Regions from separate parts of the Homo sapiens genome. Here all the other regions are linked to region 1. A link is a contact called in ENCODE Hi-C or POLR2A ChIA-PET data. All regions are on one chromosome and are shown on one strand. Each heading gives the region's core, a stretch centred on a gene start or an enhancer-like site at or near the end of the contact. The rest is flanking DNA. Distances are from core to core; before and after follow the strand shown. Region 1 overlaps ADAMTS2 (ADAM metallopeptidase with thrombospondin type 1 motif 2). Region 2 holds the start of RUFY1-AS1 (RUFY1 antisense RNA 1). Region 3 overlaps LOC128966623 (a long non-coding RNA gene).

Evidence for each region. A loop is a pair of places that touch in the nucleus more often than their neighbours do. ChIA-PET counts read pairs that join two places held with the same protein, here RNA polymerase II (POLR2A). Pooled maps may share reads with other maps.
Region 2: a loop to region 1 is called in a map with no recorded cell type, with 7 times the contacts of the local background. The contact joins the promoter of RUFY1-AS1 here to the enhancer-like site in region 1. A Hi-C loop is called at or near these places in 4 of 168 maps with a recorded cell type or tissue (CD8-positive, alpha-beta T cell, naive thymus-derived CD4-positive, alpha-beta T cell, natural killer cell and 1 more), 14 of 37 single-sample maps with no recorded cell type and 13 of 50 pooled maps.
Region 3: a loop to region 1 is called in a pooled map, with 4 times the contacts of the local background. The contact joins two enhancer-like sites. A Hi-C loop is called at or near these places in 2 of 50 pooled maps. POLR2A ChIA-PET finds 5 or more read pairs at or near these places in 3 of 52 experiments (Caco-2, H1 and IMR-90).

Annotation. Positions count from the first base shown.
Region 1 is chr5:179,165,849-179,169,981 of GRCh38, forward strand. All of the region lies in intron 5 of ADAMTS2 (ADAM metallopeptidase with thrombospondin type 1 motif 2), which reads right to left. Among named protein-coding and RNA genes, the nearest start is that of ZNF354C, 110 kb to the left of the region's middle. RefSeq lists an enhancer at 1,240-1,741 and a silencer at 1,355-1,564. Within about 2 kb of position 1,735, at least 4 of the 41 ENCODE cell types and tissues checked have a DNase peak (open chromatin) inside an H3K27ac peak, as active enhancers do; they include spleen, where a contact is called at or near this core.
Region 2 is chr5:179,601,277-179,605,409 of GRCh38, forward strand. RUFY1-AS1 (RUFY1 antisense RNA 1) reads right to left here and starts at 2,465. Exons shown (of 9, transcript NR_110560.1): 1 at 2,331-2,465; 2 at 1,101-1,496; 3 at 788-990. It overlaps RUFY1 (RUN and FYVE domain containing 1), which reads left to right. Exons shown (of 18, transcript NM_025158.5): 15 at 616-710. All of the region lies in intron 4 of LOC128966623 (a long non-coding RNA gene), which reads left to right.
Region 3 is chr5:179,529,063-179,533,195 of GRCh38, forward strand. All of the region lies in intron 4 of LOC128966623 (a long non-coding RNA gene), which reads left to right. Among named protein-coding and RNA genes, the nearest start is that of RUFY1, 19 kb to the right of the region's middle. RefSeq lists enhancers at 709-1,315, 1,316-1,921. Within about 2 kb of position 1,694, at least 13 of the 41 ENCODE cell types and tissues checked have a DNase peak (open chromatin) inside an H3K27ac peak, as active enhancers do.

The DNA.
Region 1 (4,133 bases), core at 485-2,984:
GATGAAGTCCAGGGGCCCATCCAGCCCAGGATGCAGGAGGAGTCCTGAGTGGGCTGACCCTAGCTCAGAGCACGGGAACAGATGAGCTTCCAAGAGGCTGATCGGATCCTCTACAGGGGCCCCAGGACAGTCGTCACCCCTCATGGAGGGCTCTGCCACCCCTGTTTGGAGGTGACATCGACCACTGCAGACATGGGCTCCCAACTGGGCTCCACTGCCCGAGTGCTCTGGGGCCCTGGACCAGGCTGGCTCTTCCAGAGTGCAGGGTCCTCCTTGGCCATCATGAGTGCCCACCTATGTCCACATGGAGACCCTCCTTGCTATGCTGGTTCACAGAGCTGCCCAGATGCAGGAGGCAGACACTCGTCCAGGCCCCTGGGGCCCTCCCACAGCAGCACCGGGAGCCTGGTCCCAAGAAGGATGGTGTTTCCTCCGGGTTCAGCCTGTTTGGCTCCCCTGGCCCGGGCTGGAAAGGGTCTGAGGACATGCCTGAAAGACCCAGGGATCCCACCATGAGGTGGAGAGGGCAGATCTGAGGGCCTTAGGGAGGCAAGAGCTTGATGGCCCTCACCTTGGGTCAGAAGGTCACTTTGCTGAATGCTCCCCAGGGCTGTCAGGAGGCTTGGCCAGGGCAAGGGTGAGGAAACACTGCGGGCCCCTGAACCTCAGGCCCAGCCTGCAGGGGTCTGGGTAACCCCACGGGCCTCAGGGAACAGCCAGGAGCTTAGGGGGCCCGTGGGCCTTGGGTGGACGAGTAGGCTGCGTCCAGCTCCAAGTCCCAGCCCCATCCTGGCCGCGGGACCCTGGCTCTGAGCTGCCCGCCGGGTCCCTCCTCCTGCGTGCGATCGGTCACCTGCCAGATGGGGCACCTACTGGGGATGTGCCTGTTGCTGTCGCTGGCCTCTGAGTCACTAAAGCCTAAGCTCCTTGAGGGCCGGGTGGTTGCTGGGCCCGAGTCTGTGCCCCAGCCCTGGCCCACGCCTGCCCTCAGTAGCCCCACTCCTCCCTTCACGGAGCAATCCCGGCTTCTGCTCTCCATGCCAGGATGAGGCAGCGAACGCGGCCAGAGGACCCCGGCTGCTGGGCGCTCAGTGATGAAGGAATGAACACGAGCACCCTCAGGAGCCAGGCTGGGCAGGGAGGGAGGCGCCGGCTGCGGGGACGTTCTCGGGAGGCCTGGGGAAGTGAGCCCAAAGGGCCGCCCCGGCAGATGCTGACCCCAGCAGGAAGTCACCGTCCGCAAGGAGCGCCCCGCTAGGCTCAGGCTTGGCACACGACACCTCGCTTCCACTTCATTTTCCTACCTTCCGGATGACGAACTGCGTCTCAGACAACTGAAAGGACTCGCCTGAGTCCCACAGCCGGAAAGAGGTCGGGGTGCTGCCCCCCGCGCGGGGCGGGCAGAGGAAGGGCCGGGCCCGAGCGGCCACCAGGTGGCGCTGCTGCCGCGAGAACAGCGGCCCGGGCCGGGGACGCACCCGGCGCCCAGACTCCGCGGCCGCACCCGGGCTCCCGGGGCCCCAGCGGCCCCAAGACAGCCTCTGGGCCTCACCCTAAATACATCAATTATGACCTGAGCAAAAAGTTCTGTTCCAATCGTTGCTCTCCGACATTTCCATTGTTTGCTCTGGAAGGAGCTGAATTATCTATGCTCTTCCCTCCTTCAGTCAAGGAGACGTGGGAGGAAACCGGGATGGGGATCAGCAGCCTGGAGGCCGCCTCCGCTGGAACCGCGCCCGCCCCGCCAGGAGGCTCTGCCTGCTGGGCAAGGCGCACTCAGCCAGCCCCGCAGGCCGCCACGCGACCGAGGCTCACCAAGTCCACTGCAGGTGGCAGGTGAGGTCACCTGGGCAGCTCTAGGCCCGGCCGAAATATCTCATCTGCTCTGTTCTTGGGCAAGTTACCTTACTTGTCCCCACCTGCAAAATGGGCACAACTGCAGCTCCGAGCTTGGAGCTGGGGGGCTTCCGCCCATGACAGTTCAGGCAGGGTGCAGTCAGCGCCCACAAATGTCCCTTGTCCTTGTCTCTGCCGTGCTGTTGATACTGATGGAGTATAACACCAGTCCCTGGGGACTGGCCTACCCGCTGGGGCTGGCTCATGCCCCCAAGGGGATGCGGCTTCAGCAAAGCTTCTCAACCGTCCCCATCCCAGAGGGGCCCTCCTGCCTCAGACCAGCCTCCTAAACAGGTGCAGGATAGGACAGCAGGGAGGTTGGGTTCTGGTGAGCAGACCACATTTCTCAACCTCAGCACTCCAGATATTTGGGGCCAGATAATTCCTGTTGGGTGAGGCGGGCACCCTGTTCATGGCAGGATGTTGAGCACACCCCTGGGCACTCCTTGCCAGAACCCAGTGGAACCCTCCCCCTAGTCGTGACAACCAAAAGTCTCTCCAGACACTGCCAAATGTCCCCCGGGTGGGGGGAGGGGTGGCAAAGTCACTCTTGGTTGGGAGCAACTGACCCTCAGGGGACCAGGACAAGGAGCCTGAAGCTGGTGCTCCTGACCAGCCGGGATCACAGAGTCCAGCCCCTCCTCCCAGAGCAGAGTGGCTCCACCAGCGTGTGGCCCCGGGCAGGCCGCTCGCCCCCTGGAGCCAGGGTCCTCACTGTCAAATGGGGATGATCACAGCGCCTACTCCACAGGGTTGCTGTGGGGGTGAGGGCATAAAGTCACATAAAGGGCTTCAGACGGTGCCTGTCCCAGAAGAAGCTCTACAAACAGTCACTTGCACGAACGCCTTTATGATTGTCGTCATTCCTGTTGTGTGCTGGGGTTTCACAGACCTCCTCTTATGGGGGAAACTAAGGCCCCATGATGTTAAATTGCTCACCAAAGGTCCCACGAGTATGGACAAAGCCAGAATGAATGGCAGGGACAAGGTCCCACCATCCCTGCTCTGTGAGCACATGTTCTACCGTGCCCCCCAGCTGAGTGCAAAGTGGGCTCCCCCAAGGCTGGAGGTCTCTTGTTCCAGGCAGGGCTTACAGATCAAATCTCATCACGACAGAGAACCACGAGAGCTGGGGCAGGAGGCGTGCACCTCATTTCTCTGCCAGAACTCCCATATCGTTCCAGCATTTTGTTTCCAGCCATCTTCCCCAAAGCCTGGGAAGCTATTCCCAGAGAGAGCCAAGCTGCCAGAACAGGATTCTCAACTTGAGCCTTCCCAGGCATGAGCCAGTGCAGGCCTGTGGGGAGGCAGAAGAGGGGCCTCCTGCTAGAATCTGAATGTTGTGTCCCCCACATTTGAAAGGTTGAAAGCTGAGAACCAATGTTATGGTATTAGGAAGTGTGGTCTTTGAGAGGTCATTAGGTCATGAGGGTGGAGTCTCCATAAATGAGATTAGCACCCTTACAAAAGAAGCCTGAGGGAGCCTGTTCACCCTTCCATCATGCGAGGGCACAGCTAGAAGGTGCCCTCTAGGAGGAATGGGTCCTTACGACACATCAGTTCTGCTGGCGTCCTGCTCTTGGACTTCCCAGCCCCCAGAACAGTGAGTAACACAATTCCATTGGTTATAAATTACTCAGTCTAAGGTATTTCTGTTATTGCAGCCCAAACAGACTAAGGCACCTCCCAAGGGCAGTGTCCAGCCTTAGTGCCTCCTAGTTCTCTGGACCCAGGTAGGTCTGGGTGAGGAGGTGGATGGAGGATGATGTGGGTGGGCCATCATGCCTTGCACCCCTATCAGGTTGGGGGTTGGGACCCAGATGCTCAGGAGGACAGGGGGCTGTCCCTGGGGTGAGGCATGGGGTGTGTTTCCCACCTCATCCCCTGTCCCAGATCCCCAGGGCCCTTGATATATCCTCCCCAGACCTTCACTTCCTGGCCTTCCTGCACCATGGCTGGGCCACTCTAAATCCTCTACCCTATAGGTGGGTGGGTGGGCACACCAAGCCCCCACCCCCAGCACCTCTCTTCTCGTGCTTTCCACTAAGAGACTCACATGCAGAATTTCTCAGACCTTTCACCTCCAATGCTGAAAAATTCCAGCAAGCATTCCACACTTTGTCTTGACCTGGTTTTTTATAACAAGACACTTTATGTCCTTCTCTGATGCTCCCCAAGTCTCTGATTTCCATTTGCTTTGATTTTCATCATCCTAGGAAATATTTAAAATGAGAACA
Region 2 (4,133 bases), core at 1,215-3,714, 440 kb after region 1:
TCTTGCCTCAGCCTCCCAAGTAGCTGGGATTACAGGTGCCTGCCACCACACCCAGCTAATTTCTGTATTTTTAGTGGAGACAGGGTTGCACCATGTTGGCCGGGTTGGCCTCAAACTCCTGACCTCAGGTGATCCACCTGTCTTGGCCTCCCAAAGTGCTGGAAGTATAGGCATAAGCCACTGTGCCTGGCCACCTTTTGCTCTTGAAAAACATTCTGATCTGCTTGTTGCTCTGGTTGCTGAATCTTTTTTTTTTTTTTAAAGGCCAGTGCAGTGGCTCACGCCTGTAATCCCAGCACTTTGGGAGGCCGAGGCGGGCAGATCACGAGGTCAGGAGTTTGAGACCATCCTGGCCAACATGGTGAAACCCCGTCTCTACTGAAAATACAAAAATTAGCAGGGCATGGTGGCGGGCACCTGTAGTCCCAGCTACTTGGGAGGCTGAGGCAGGAGAATCGCTTGAACCCAGGAGGCGGAGGTTGCAGTGAGCCAAGATCGTGCCACTGCACTCCAGCCTGGCAACAGAGCAAGACCCTGTCTCAAAAAAAAAAAAAAAAAAAAAAAAAAGGACCGTGTAATCCTCTGTCCAGCATCTGGTTGGTTTGTTCATTTTAGGAGTTGCGGGAGCTTCAGGACGAGAAGGCAGAGCTGCAGAAGATCTGCGAGGAGCAGGAACAAGCCCTCCAGGAAATGGGCCTGCACCTCAGCCAGTAAGAACCCCACTCCCCTTGTCTGCCACTGCAGGCACACCAGGCTACCCACCACATCCCTCAGGCCCCAAACCTACCTCCTTTTGGCGAACGGAGGGTGGGCCATTTAGGAGCTCAGTCCGCCGTTCACGGATGAGCTCTCAGGAAGCCCGGCCTCAGAGGGGCCCAGCACTGATCTCTGCTACCCACATGGGGTGTCAGCGAGCTCTTAGTTAATTCAGGAAGCACGTTCATTCCTAGTGACCAGGACACTCCTATTCCTTAGCTTCATATCCAGGGCCTGAGGGAACAGATGGGCAATGAGAGGATCGCTTGGTCAGCCTACAGTCAGGCCAGAGGGAGCAGGGCTGGTTTGGGAACGGAAGCCTGGCACAGTAGAGGTGCACTCACCCGCCTTGCACAGCACAGCCCCCTTCCTTTCGGGGAACTGGCCACTGCATCCGCCAGAGTCTGTCTGTCTCTGCTGCAGGTGCTGATGGGGTGCAGACCCTGGTAGTTCTGCTCCCCTCTGACTTGACAGCTCTCCTCCTTGGTGTCCCAGTCTAGATAGGTTGCTGTGGACGCCTGGGCCTTGGGGTGGATCACACTGCGGACTGTGGAACTTGCCCATTTGTGTGATGATTCTGCATTTTCAACATAGTGGGTAGCTTTTCTCCTCGAGTCAGGGCGCATGGTTGCAAGTAACAGAAATCCAACTCAAAGTGGCTTAAGCAAAAGAAGCCATCAGGAATCGGTCTCTGTCTCCTACCTCTGCTATCCTGTCTGCCTCACAGGTGGGTCTGGACCCTGCAGGGGCAAAACAGCACTCAGCAAGGCCATCTATCAGAGGAACAAACTCCCTCTTCTTTGTGCATAGCTGCCAGGATCACCCGAGATTGACCCTGCTCCCGAGTACCCATGCCTGACATAAGCACCATGACCAAGGAGATGGGGCTCACGACCTCAGCACAGCCTGGTCTGCACCAGAAATTTGTAGAGTCTAGTACTATTAAGAAAATAGGCCGGGTGCGGTGGCTCACGCCTGTAATCTCAGCACTTTGGGAGACTGAGGTGAGCAGATCACCTGAGGTCAGGAGTTCGAGACCAGCCTGGCCAACATAGTGAAGCCCCGTCTCTACTAAAAATACAAAAATTAGCCAGGCATGGTGGGCACCTGTAATCCCAGCTACTCGGGAGGCTGAGACAGCAGCATCGCTTGAACCCGGGAGGCAGAGGTTGCAGTAAGCCGAGATTGCACCACTGCACTCCAGCCTGGGCAACAAAAGTGAGAATCCATCTCAAAAAAAAAAAACAAATAGCTGGTCAGGGAATCTGATGTCTCTGGTGGGAATGCGGTCTGCCCACTCCCAGATGCAGGTGCTGGCCACTCGCCGTCTCTCCTGTGCCTCTTACCTTTCTAGACTAGCCCATGGCCGCTGCTTCCTCCCCTCCCACCCTCCGCCCTGCCTGCCACCCACTCAGCTGAGTGCCCTGTGCTGCTCCCGTCTGGCCTGTCAACTTGCCGTGCTCTGGCCCGTTCCTTCCCAACCCCCAGGGAGCTCCTTGAGGGACGCAAGGCCCAGTGTCTGTCCCCATGCTCAGAGCATAGGCCAGCTGTGAGGGCATCCCGAGAGCACTCACCAGAAGCAGACGTGGAACAGAGCTGGCGTGGAGCTGGCTTCTGGGGTTTGCAGCCAGTGTTTTCCTCTTTACATTGGATGGACAGCAAGGCAGTGTCACAGGTCCCCTCCTAGTGGACCATAGACCTCGAAACTGTGGTTGGTCTCTGATCTTTAAAATGTATCATTGTGGCCGGGTGTGGTGGCTCATGCCTGTAATCCCAGCCCTTTGGGAGGCTGAGGTGGGTGGATCACCTGAGGTCAGGAGTTCAAGACCAGCCTGACCAACGTGGAGAAACCCCATCTCTACTAAAAATATAAAATTAGCCGGGCATGGTGGAGCGCGCCTGTAATCCCAGCTACTCAGGAGGCTGAGGCAGGAGAATCGCTTGAACCTGGGAGGCGGAGGTTGCGGTGAGCCGAGATCGCGCCATTGCACTCCAGCCTGGGCAATAAGAGTGAAACTCTGTCTCAAAAACAAACAAACAAATGTATTGTTGCACTTTGTGGCCGCCTGGCACTACCGGCTAACCTAGCTTCCAAATCCCAGTGTGAGCTGCCTGGCCACCATTCCCTCCCAGTGAGTGCTGTGGGTGTCACAGCATCAGGTGTTTGCAAACCCAGACAGGACTACCTGAGGAGTTGCTTTTGTGCTCTCTCCCCTCTTCCCTTCTTCCTCTTGCAAGCCTATACCGGATGACAGAGATGGCAAAGCCTCTTCGCAGGCCCTACATTAGCTACAGGAACAGTTTCCAGTTTCATTGGCTTGGGAACATCTGGATTCTTCCTAAATTGTGTTTCCCAGAGTTCTTGTATGTTCAGTTTGCCTTGTTGACCTGGCTTCCCAAGGTCTGTCCATCTGCGCAGCCTCTTCTCATCCTGTCAATCTGCTGGCCTATTTCCTGTTTCTGCAGCCGGACCAGGAAGGGAAGGAGCTGCCTCCCGATCTTTAGTAAAAGCCACAGGGATTTTTCTAAATGCCCTGATGCTGTTTTCTAATCCCTCCCTTCGAAGTCTAGCCTGTGTTTCCCAGAGACCTGCCATTTTGTCACTGAGATGAGTCTAATCTGATGATAGTTCAGACTGATCTCAGCTTTTAAGAAAGACCCAGGCCAGGCTGGGCGTGGGGGCTCAGGCCTCTAATCCCAGCACTTTGGGAGGCCGAGGCAGGTGGATCACTTGAGGTCAGGAGTTCAAGACCAGCCAGGCCAATATGGTGAAACCCCATCTCTAGTAAAAGTACAAGAAAATAAGCTGGGTGTGGTGTCGGGCGCCTGTCATCCCAGCTACTTGGGAAGCTGAGGCAGGAGAATTGCTTGAGCCCAGGAAGCAGAGGTTGCAGTGAGCCGAGATCACACCACCGCACTCCAGCCTGGCCAATGCAGCAAGACTCCATCTCAAAAAAAAAAAAGAAAAAAAGAAAAAGGCTCAGGCCTATAATCCTAGCACTTTGGGAGGCTGAGGCAGGTGGGTCAATTGAGGTCAGGAGTTCAAGACCAGCCTGGGCAACATGGCAAAACCCCACCTCTAGAAAAAATACAAAAATTAGCCAGGCGTGATGGCATGCACCTGTAGTCGCAGCTACTTGGGAGACTAAAGTGAGAGGATCACTTGAGCCCAGGAGGTCAAGGTTGCAGTGAGCCATGATTGCACCACTGCATTCCAGCCTGGGCAATATAGCAAGATCCTGTCTCAAAAAAAAAAAAAAAAGGATCAGACTGTTTCCCTCAATTGCACAAACTGCTTCATTTTATTTGGTTTAGTTCTGCCAATTTAGACCATGTTCAGTCCTGTCTCTTGTGTAAACAAAGGAATTGTTCTGACA
Region 3 (4,133 bases), core at 444-2,943, 360 kb after region 1:
TGGCCACACCGCATTGGAGAGCCAAGTTTTCTCTCCCAGAACAGCCTGCCTGGGCGCGGGCCACCATGCCCGGCTAATTTTTGTATTTTTAGTAGAGACAGGGTTTCACCATGCTGGCCAGCCTGGTCTCGAACTCCTGACCTCGCGATCCGCCAGCCTCGGCCTCCCAAAGTGCTGGGATTACAGGCGTGAGCCATTGTGCCGGGCCACTTTTCTTTCTTTCTTTTTTCTCTTTTTTTTTTTTTTTTGAGACAGAGTCTCGCTCTGTCGCCCAGGCTGGAGTGCAGTGGTGCCATCTCGGCTCACTGCAAGCTCCGCTTCTCAGGTTCACGCCATTCTCCTGCCTCAGCCTCCCGAGTAGCTGGGACTACAGGCGCCCGCCACCACACCCGGCTAATTTTTTGTATTTTTACTAGAGACGGGGTTTCGCCATGTTAGCCAGGATGGTCTCCATCTCCTGACCTCGTGATCCACCTGCCTGAGCCTCCCCAAAGTGCTGGGATTACAGGCGTGAGCCACCGCGCCCGGCCTCTTTTTTAAAGAAGGTTTTATTTTTGCAATAACATTACTAGCGCTATTGACAAGTATCAAATGCACACTGTATAACTACAGCAAACCCATCCACAACGTATTCGACTGTTCAGAGCCCTGAATGACATCTTGATAAAGAGCCAAAAGTTGTTTCCATAAAGATCTTCAAGGTGTTTGAGCACATCTTGTCAGACGCCCGTAAAGGAAGCTGACTCTCACTGGGTTCCAGGAATTACGTGGTTACGTCCATAACAGCCCATCTGACAAGTGGCAAATACCCGTGGAAAACCAATTAACTGTGCTCCTCGGTTTACCCTGGAGGATGGTGGCGGATGACGCGACTAAGTTTGCTTTGAGCCTGCTTCAAGTTCCAACTTCCTTGGAGTTAGTCGCATTTACAATTTAAAACATGCAAAAATCCACGCTTGTGTATGAAATTCGTGTTTCTTCAGAACATGAGGCTAAGACAACGTGGATATTATGGGATGATGGGCCGTTCACAGAGAAATCCCCGTCCCGGGCACACTCAGGCCTGGCGCCTGGCCTGCGGCTCACCTGGTGGGAGGAAAGGTTTCTCTGGGTGGTCCAAGGCGGCACAGGTGACCCAGGGCGAGGAGCCTCTGGGGGGCTCAGCGAACCCAGCGTCCACTCAAGCTCGTCCTGCCCCTGGCAATCCACGCGGTGCCGGGTGGATGCGTGGGAGCCACATCAAAGTCCCCCCACAAGTGCCTGGGGCTCCCCGCTGATTTCGAGGTCTACAGAATGGGTTTCTTGCAACTCACATCCTTCAGCTGGAGGACCCCAGAAAGGCAGAGCTCCCGTCCAGAGTGTGCTGGTCCCGGACGCAGACCTGCTCCCAAATGCCCTGGGGTCGGGCGTAAGGCCTGGGGATCGCCGGAGCCTGGTTTCCTCACTGCGGTGCTCACTGCCGCCGCCTCTTCCCCGGACGCCCGGTCTGTCTGAGGTCGCCGGGTCTGTGGACGCGGATCCGAATCGGAGCTTCCGAGGGTGATCTGAGATCCAAAGTCAGGAGTCTTCTGCATCCTGCCCTTTGTCAGCGCTGGTCCTCATTTCACCTGCCCAGGGCCTTCAGGAGGGGCGACACTCTCCGGCTGCGGGCGGCCCAGCGCTCGCCCCCCTCGGCCCCACGTACTCTTCCTGCCTCGCCCCCATCGCCCTCCTCCGGCTTCCCGCGCCTCCCGGGGCTCTGCGCTTGCGTCCAGGGCGCCCTCTCCGGGGACAATGGGCGGGTGCTTCGCAGGCTGCAGTCAGGGCCGACTTCACCCGGCGAGGACAGGGCGAGGCGCTGGGCCCAGAGGTATGTTTGAAACGATTCGCGTATGTGAATCTACTTTTTGAATTGTAAATTTTATGAAACCTAAATACAAATCATGTACTTCTTATGAAAATTTCGTGTCTGAATTAAGAAGTGCTATCAATATAAAAGAACAGATTTCGAAAACTTAGTACAAAAATAGAAGGTGAAATATTTCATTCATGTTTATGTTGATAACATGTTCAAATGACACTACTTTGGACGTATTGAATTAAATATATTATTAAAACTCATTGCACATATTTCTTTTTACTTTTCTAAGTGGCTACTACAAACATTAAGTCACATGTGTTCTTGCATTATATTTCTACTGGACAGTGTGCTGTACAAGAAAATAGAAAAAGTATAAAAATTATCCAGTTCATTTTATGAAACTAGAATTTTTAATTCTCAAATCAGATAAGGTTAACATAAAAATAAAATTATAAAACCATTTTTTACTTATGATCACTGATATAAAACAAAATATAGCTAACAGAATCAAATAGTATATATATAAATTTATCATATTGTATTTAAGATCTTTATTTTTCTAACATTCTTGGTCCTATGAAAACATTTCAGTATACAACATCAGAGAAAAACCATCATAATCTATATGCCAGTCATCACAATCGACATGGTATAATTTTTAAAAATAAACTATCTTGCCCTGTAGATGTATATATACAGCAGTCCCTCTGTATCCACAGGGGATTCGTTCCAGGACCCTCCCCCCAAAATCCACAATGCTCAAGTCCCTTATATAAAGTAGCATTGTACTGTCAGTCCCCAATTTATGATGGCTTCAATTGGGATTTGACTTGCCAATGGTGCAAAAGCAATGGGCATTCAGAACGCTTCTCATCTTACAATAGGGTTACATCTGGATAAACCCATTGTAAATTCAACTCGCCATATGGTCAATCTATACGATGGATGTATTTGGTTGTAACCCCATCATAAGTCAAGGAGCATCTGTATTTGCGTATAACCTATAACCTATGCACATCCTCTGTCCCAGGTTAATTATTTAGAGGTATAATTTAAATCACCTCTAAATTTTATTTTATTTTATTTTATTTTTGAGATGGAGTCTTGCTCTGTCGCCCAGGCTGGAGTGCAGTGGTGTGATCTCGGCTCACTGCAAGCTCTGCCTCCCGGCTTCACGCCATTCTCCTGCCTCAGCCTCCCGAGTAGCTGGGACTACAGGCGCCTGTAACCACACCCAGCTAATTTTTTGTATTTTTAGTGGAGACGGGGTTTCACTGTGTTAGCCAGGATGGTCTCGATCTCCTGACCTCGTGATCTGCCCGTCTCGGCCTCCCGAAGTGCTGGGGTTACAGGCGTGAACCACCATGCCCGGCCCAATCACCTCTAAATTATTTACACTACTAGTTAATACAATGTAAATGCTATGTAAATAGCTGTTGGGGCCAAGCATGGTGGCTCACTCCTGTAATCCCAACACTTTGGGAGGCTGAGGCAGGAGGATTACTTGAGCCCAGGAGTTCGAGACCAGCCTGTGGTCCCAGCTACTCAGGAGGCTGAAGTGGGAGGCTCACTTGAGCTCAGGAAGTTGTGGCTGCAGTGAGCTGTGATGGTACCACTGCACTCAAGCCTAGGCAACAAAGCAAGACTGTCTCAAAAAAAAAGTTGTTGTATTGATTTTTTTATTTATATTATTTTTTCTTGTTTTTTTTTTATTGCTTTTGTTTTTCAAATACTTTTGATCCACGGTTGATTGAAACCACAGATGTAAAACCCCAGGATACGAGGGGCCAACTGCATATAAAATCAAGTAAAACTTAGCTTAGGAATATAAGAATTTTTCTTTTTTATAGTATGTGTGTATATATATGTATATATGTGTGTCTATATAGGTATACATGTGTGTGTATATGTATATATACACACATATATATATATATATATTTTTTTTTTTTTTTAAATAGGGATGAGGTCTCACTATGTTGCCCAGGCTGGTCTCAAACTCCTGAGCTCAAGCGATCCTCCTGCTTCAGACTCCCGGAGTCCTGGGAAGAATTTTTCAACATCAAAAAATCTATTAACATGAGCTACCACAGTAAAAAGAAAAAAAACATATAATTATCTCAGTCTATTCAGAAAGAAATTTGATAAGATTTAAAGCCTACTTATGATTTTTTCCCTCTTAACTAATTAAGACTGGAAGAAACTTTCTCAACTAGTAAATTTCATATACCAAAAGCTTACATCAAAATTTTACTTGAGGAAGAAAATTGCAAAGATCCTTAATTAATTAATC